2 separate regions of the Homo sapiens genome follow, and region 2 is linked to region 1. The links are chromatin contacts, found by Hi-C or POLR2A ChIA-PET in ENCODE. All regions are on one chromosome and are shown on one strand. The core of a region is the stretch at or near the end of the contact, and the rest is flanking DNA. Distances in the headings are between cores, read along the strand shown.

Region 1 (3,235 bases), core at 382-2,881:
ATAATGTTTGATCATATATCTGGGTACTACGACCCAGCCAAGTTAAAGAAAATAAAATTAGCCCAGTGCAGTAGCTCACGCCTGTAATCCCAGCATTTTGGGAGGCTGAGGCGGGTAGATTGCTTGAGCCCAGGAGTTCAAGACCAGCTTGGACAACATGGAGAAACTCCGTTTCTACAAAGAGATAAAAAATTAGCAGGGCATGGTGGCGCACACCTGTAGTCCCTGCTATTAAGGAGGCTGAGATGGAAGGATTGCTTGAGCCTGGGAGATTGAGGCTACAGGGTGCTGTGATTGTGCTACTGCACTCCAGCCTGGATGATTGAGTGAGAGCCTGTCTCAAAAAAAAAAAAAAAAATCCATTCCAAATCAGGAGTGCTGGTAAAAAAAAAAAAGAAAAAAGAAAATTTATCACACATAAAATTAATCATCACAGATTCCTTGCCAACACATCAGCAGAACTGTCTGACCACCCAAAAAGAGAACTGTTGATGTGAATTGTATGCTAACCAGGGGCCTGGACTGGACAACCTCTCTATGCACGTGGGGTTCTGAGTCTGGAAAGAGATGCCATCTGAGAATGGTGACATATGTCTTTCTCTTTCTTCCTAACCGTGGCTACAGACTAGTCTATTTTTGTGGTTTATCTGCCTACTGTTTAGAATTATTCTGTTTTCTTGGGGCTGTCAGGCACTCAACTGACACTTCTTGATGCTATTGCTGTGTCTGCCTTGAGCAGCTAATGATGGATGTGAAAACCCTTTTATAATTGTTCATTCCAAAGGAAATGTGCAGCCACATGCTCCTGTGGTCTCCTGTGGGCTAAATAAACCCTGATAACCAAGCTTATTATCATTATGTCTAAAATTAAAGTAAACAAATAATGAGTGAGGGCTTGAGTGGTTTATTGTGGTTGAAAAGTACTGACTGACTTAACGCATGAATCTTATAACACCTATTTATATGGGTAAAGATTTGGAGGGTTATTCTAGTTTCCCATCTGGGTTCCAGATATGTGAGATTGCTGGGTGGGAGAATGTTATAGATTGTAGGTTTGTTGTCTTAAGGCAGGTAGCTGTCATTTCTGCCTAAATTATCTGTAAGGCAAGAAACCAAATATATAAATTAATACCATAAATAAGCAAACAAATAATTCTCTAATCTCAATCAATACTTCCCTACTTGTGAACTGAAGAATTAATACAGTCTCTTTGTTTGCTGCTTGGCATGAGTTTCCTTTACCTTTAAAATTAGGTTTGTGTTCATGAAACAAGGTTAGAAATTTAGGGAAGGGAAGAAATCTACTATTTAAAAATATATGACTATTTATTTTTAGCTACCACTTTTTAGCACCTAGGTATTAAAATACATAATAATTAGGAGCTAAGTGTATCCCATAATCTGTCATCATTCGCTCACTTCAAGAGGCCCATCATTAACCTTTCCATTAATTCTACGTCTTTTAGATCTTCCTAAATCAACACCTACTCTAAATGATTCCTCAAATTAAACCCTAGTTTTGCATCTGCACTTTCTCCGTTCTAGCCTGAAAAGCCTACAATCTTTTCTGTCTAGTCCCCATTTCTGCCTCACTCCAGAATCTGGCTTGAAGCCCTGGACTTTCTCGAACTCGATTGCTGGCAAGCAAGTCCTCCATCAAACAGATCCCTCACATGTCTGTGCATTAAAAATAGCTAATATGACTCACTGGCACTTCTTACTTACTCAAACTAAAGGACAGCATCTGTGCTTCAGGGATAGGAGAGTGAAGAGAGCAGAATGTGAAGAGGGAAACTACCAACATTCAAAAATCATTTTCTGGACTTGACATTGATGTTAGCTTTGTCCCTGGTATTTCTATCAGGAAACATATCTGCAAGTGATTGTATGTAGAATTATTCTTTCTTAGCTGATCTATCTGGGGAGGCACATTTTCAAGGATGTCTGCTATGGTGAATATAGCATTGCCATGCTTATTCATGGGTCCCACTGTTTAGACTAATATTATAATAAAGGTCCTAGTTTCAAAAATGCCTTTTGTCAAACTTTTGTCTGCCTTTGTGTCCAAAGATGAACCTTTTAATTCATTCATTCCTTCAATCAAGAAATCATTATTGGCTGGCGTGGTGACTCATGCTTGTAATCCCAGCACTTTGGGAGGCCAAGGGGGAAGATTGCTCAAGCGTAGGAGTTTGAGACCAGCCTGGGCAACACAGGGAGACTCTGTCTCTACAAATTGAAAAAAAAAAAAAAAAAAAAAAAAAACTTATGCTGAGGTAGGAGGATCACTTGGGCCCGGAATGTCAAGGCTACAGTAAGCCATGATCGTGTCACTGTACTCCAGCCTAGGTGACAGAGCAAGATCCTATCTCAAAAATAAAAAAAAGAAAGTATTATTGAATGCCTTCTAGGGCTGCCATGTTCTCCAACTTGTAAGGGCACCATTCTCAGTATAGTCTCTGGAGTTGAGCTCTAGCGGGGGCATTCCCTTCCGGGGTATATTGACTGAGGGACATACAATGGTATGTATGACATAGTCACCTATCTATAGCCCTCCAGGGGGGATTAAGAAACATTTTTCCATTTTCAAGTAGATTACTGTATGTTTATTTGTTTGTTTGTTTGTTTGTGTGTTTCTTTGTTTTGAGATGGAGTCTCGCTCTGTCACCCAGGCTAGAGTGCAGTGGCATGATCTCGGTTCACTGCAACCTCCGCCTTCCAGGTTCAATCAATTATCCTGCCTCAGCCTCCCAAGTAGCTGTGACTGCAGGCACACGCCACCATGTCCAGCTAATTTTTTTTGTATTTTTACTAGAGAGGGTTTCACCATGTTGGCCAGGCTGGTCTTGAACTCCTGACTCGAGTGATCTGCTAGCCTCAGCCTCCCAAAGTGCTGGAATTACAAACATGAGCCACCGCGCCCAGCCAGATTACTGCTCATTTGTTACTCATTCATACCTACTGGTTATTCATTAAAAATAGCCCAGGTTTATGTTTTTATTGGCCTTGTCTAGTGGCTTCCTCCATGTCCGGAGACTCTCTCTGTCCCTGATATGAAAGCACACTTAGTAATCAAACATAAGCACGGTACAGGCAGAGATTCGAAACCAACTATGAACCAGGAAATACAAATAATGACTTTCATATAAGGTTTCTGTCTTGTAAATGTTGATAATGCTTATCAGCTAAAGGAATAAAGTCCAGCCCTGCACCCAACACAGCTGACAACATGATC
Region 2 (3,302 bases), core at 139-2,638, 42 kb before region 1:
TGTGGTGAAGTTAAAAGATGGCATCAGAAATCATAAAATAGGCCGAGAGCGCTGGCTCATGCCTGTAATTCCGCACTTTTGGGAGGCTGAGGCAGGTGGATCACCTGAGATCAGGAGTTCGACACCAGCCTGGTCAGCATGGTGAAACCCTGTCTCTACTAAAAATACGAAAGTTAGCCGGGCTTGGTGGACATATGATATAACAAATAACTCCATACAAACTAGAAAGAAGAAGAAGGATATTGATAAAGAAACAAGAGCAGGAGCAAACAACAAAGTCACAAAAGGTCTTGATGTAGAAAGGTAACCATGAGGAACTCCGTAGGGTGGTTGCATGGAATATGTGGGATGAAATCGTAGGATATAATATTGGAACTGCAGATTATTGGATGTGAAGGGCTCCATTCACATCCACTTGTTAAAACAATAATGACGATTCTTTTAAATTTTTGTGCCAAGTATGCAGAAGAAGACCCAAGTGCACTGGCAGACCCATGGCATCAGTACACATCTGCTATTGGCTCACTTCCTCTAATCTCCAGGGGCTTTTTCCCAACCTTCTGGTTCCTTCTCTGTCACTGACCATTATAGAAGGAAAATGAATCCAATAATTAAATCTTGACCCAAACTCAAAACAAATAATTTCTTTGTGATTTTTTTGTTTGCTTTTTTTTTTTTTTTTTTTTTTTTGAGACGGACTCTTGCTCTGTTACCCAGGCTGGAGTGCAGTGGCGCAATCTCGGCTCACTGCAACCTCCGCCTCCCAGTGCAAGCGATTCTCCTGCCTCAGCCTCCCAAGCAGCTGGGACTACAAGCATGTGCCACCATACCTTGCTAATTTTTGTATTTTTAGTAGAGATGGGGTTTCACCATATTGGCCAGGCTGGTCTCGAACTCGTGACCTTGTGATCCACCCGCCTTGGCCTCCCAAAGTGCTGGGATTACAGGCGTGAGCCACCACGCCCAGCCAAAACAAATAATTTCAACAGCATAAAAACATTTTATTCTCCTAGTGTTGTAACGAGGTAAGCATTTTCATATCTGAATGAACCTCCCTTCTTCCCGTGATAGGAAGAGTTGATGTACAAGAATTTGATTAAAAAAAAATACACAGGAGAGGTTATGTTCAGCCTGCAGGTTAACAAGATGGGTGGATAGGATAGAACCCTAAAGCATAATTAAAACAGCTTAGGTAATTGTTTTTAAACCAAGCTTTGAGAACTAAAAATGAAATTTCATATTAAGAATATTCATGTGTTTTTCTGAACACTGCTAGAACCAGTGATTATTTTTGAATAGGTAATATAAATTATAATGTTGCCTAATAGCTGAGAGGCTTTTGGGCCAAATACTCCCACCGCATATATTTCCTAAGAGCATGGAAGTCCCACAAGCCTATGTGTACCTAACAATGGCATGTGTACGTGACATCATAATTTCACTTATCAAGGGAGGAAATGAGTCACACCTGAAGTTGTGTCATGTCATTGAAGCCAAACAATCTGTCAATTTCAAAATTGGGGATGCAGTTTATTTCACAAAGAGTGTGTAGGCTAAAAATGTACGTCCTCTTCTAGTCTACTGAAGCAAGAGAAGACAGATACCTTCTGCTGGTCCACCTCCAAATCTAGTTCTTCATCTTGAGGGATTTGTGTTACTTCAAAACAGCAGAACAATTCTTTCTGCCAGAATGTTCTCTTCAGCCATGGGTATGCTTCTAGGATTTCATTTCCTGATATTGTCCTTCTCCTCTTTTCGGGCAGGTGCACCTGAGTTTCAAATATTTCACATGTCTAAGTTGGTGCAGGTAAACTACATTCTTTTCCTTTTGCTTTCTGATCCAGTTATTTCATTTCCTAGCACATTCTTCTATATTTGGCCTTATGGAGCATCTGCCAATGAGAAACAAATGTCTGCCAAAAGCATCTGTGCTCCGAACAACCTTTGTCCATTCTTATTTCCTCTATTTGGATAATTCCACCTACGTTTAATCCTCTCATCAGCCTACCGTTCATCTCAAACCTGATTTCTATTTATTTTTGTCCTGGCTAGCTCCTCTTTAGTGCGTATTATCCTACCTTTTCCGGGGGTCTGCAAACTTTCTAAGCATTATCCCTAATAACAAATACTTTAGAAACTTTCCTACTTACCACAAATGTATCATTTTGAGAATCACGTAATAGGGGCTAATGGATTCTGTGCTAAATTTCCAAGCCTTCTCCTGTCTCAAGTCTGTCCATATTATCTAAACCCTCCTTGTATATAGCTTTTTCAGCCTTTGAGGCTGGTTCCCCACTGATTATTATTTGCTATCTGGAGCTTTCAGAGGCACATCTCAAAACTCGCCAAGTTCCTTGTTTCATCTAGTAAAGTCAGTGTAATATTACATCTATAATCTTGCCTCTCTTCTGTTATTGGAGATCTTCCAGGAATATTTCTTATTATTTCCCCATCTTTGAAAGAAGTTAGGTCAAATTAAACAGAAAAAGGAATTTATTGGAGGTACACTTGGTTGTCCACATCTTCAGGAAGACTAGAGAACTACATTCAGAATAGGCATTAAAAAGAGGAGGCTACGCCACCAAAACCACAGCCAAAACCAAGCCACAGAACAAATCCAGTGAGGATACCACTGCATCACAGAGCCACTGTGGAGACCATCCATACTGCCAGCATTGACCCTGGCCCTACCACTGTCTTGGTTGCCAGCATGCAGCCCAACACCCCACAGCCAGAAAGATGTCCCCACTGCTTTTGACCCTTGGTTTCTGTCTCCAGGTCTGAGACTCATGGGTCTGATTGTCACACCTAAGTCATGGGTTCAGGCCCCAGCTTCAGGGGAGGTTGAGAGGTAAGTTTCAAGTCTATTCAGATTTTACAGTGGAAGATGAACTCTGCCTCCCAGCAAGACCAATAGTATAGATATTCCAAATGTAAGAAAGGAATTCAGATAACAGACAAACGGTAGGGGAAGTCTATTATGTTTTGACTGCTGTCATCTGCCTTATGGCATAGCCAGTAGACAACTCATCTGTGTGTTGCACTATAGCTAGGGCCCTTACAGGAAATATGTCTTTTCACTTTCCTTCATCTAGCACGGCAGTTTCCAAGCCGTGCTCTGAGGTACCCCGACCCCCACCAGGTGCCACAGAGAACTCAGAAGACCCAGCAGCATATTTTAAATTTTCAAGGACAGGCTGGGTGCGGTGGCTCAAGCCTGTAATCCCAGCACTTTGGGAGGTCGAAGCAGGCACATCACTTGAGGTCAAGAGATCGAGACCAGCTTGGCCAACACGGTGAAA

What was found. A loop is a pair of places that touch in the nucleus more often than their neighbours do. ChIA-PET counts read pairs that join two places held with the same protein, here RNA polymerase II (POLR2A). Pooled maps may share reads with other maps.
Region 2: a map of Calu3 shows a loop between it and region 1 (5-fold over the local background). The contact joins two enhancer-like sites. A Hi-C loop is called at or near these places in 4 of 168 maps with a recorded cell type or tissue (Calu3, PC-9, head of caudate nucleus and 1 more), 3 of 37 single-sample maps with no recorded cell type and 2 of 50 pooled maps. POLR2A ChIA-PET finds 5 or more read pairs at or near these places in 2 of 52 experiments (T-cell and activated T-cell).

What each region holds. Positions count from the first base shown.
Region 1 is chr21:17,459,545-17,462,779 of GRCh38, forward strand. No RefSeq gene overlaps it. Among named protein-coding and RNA genes, the nearest start is that of TRG-GCC1-5, 6.3 kb to the left of the region's middle. Within about 2 kb of position 1,632, at least 11 of the 41 ENCODE cell types and tissues checked have a DNase peak (open chromatin) inside an H3K27ac peak, as active enhancers do.
Region 2 is chr21:17,417,608-17,420,909 of GRCh38, forward strand. No RefSeq gene overlaps it. Among named protein-coding and RNA genes, the nearest start is that of LINC01549, 20 kb to the right of the region's middle. RefSeq lists an enhancer at 841-2,040. Within about 2 kb of position 1,389, at least 2 of the 41 ENCODE cell types and tissues checked have a DNase peak (open chromatin) inside an H3K27ac peak, as active enhancers do.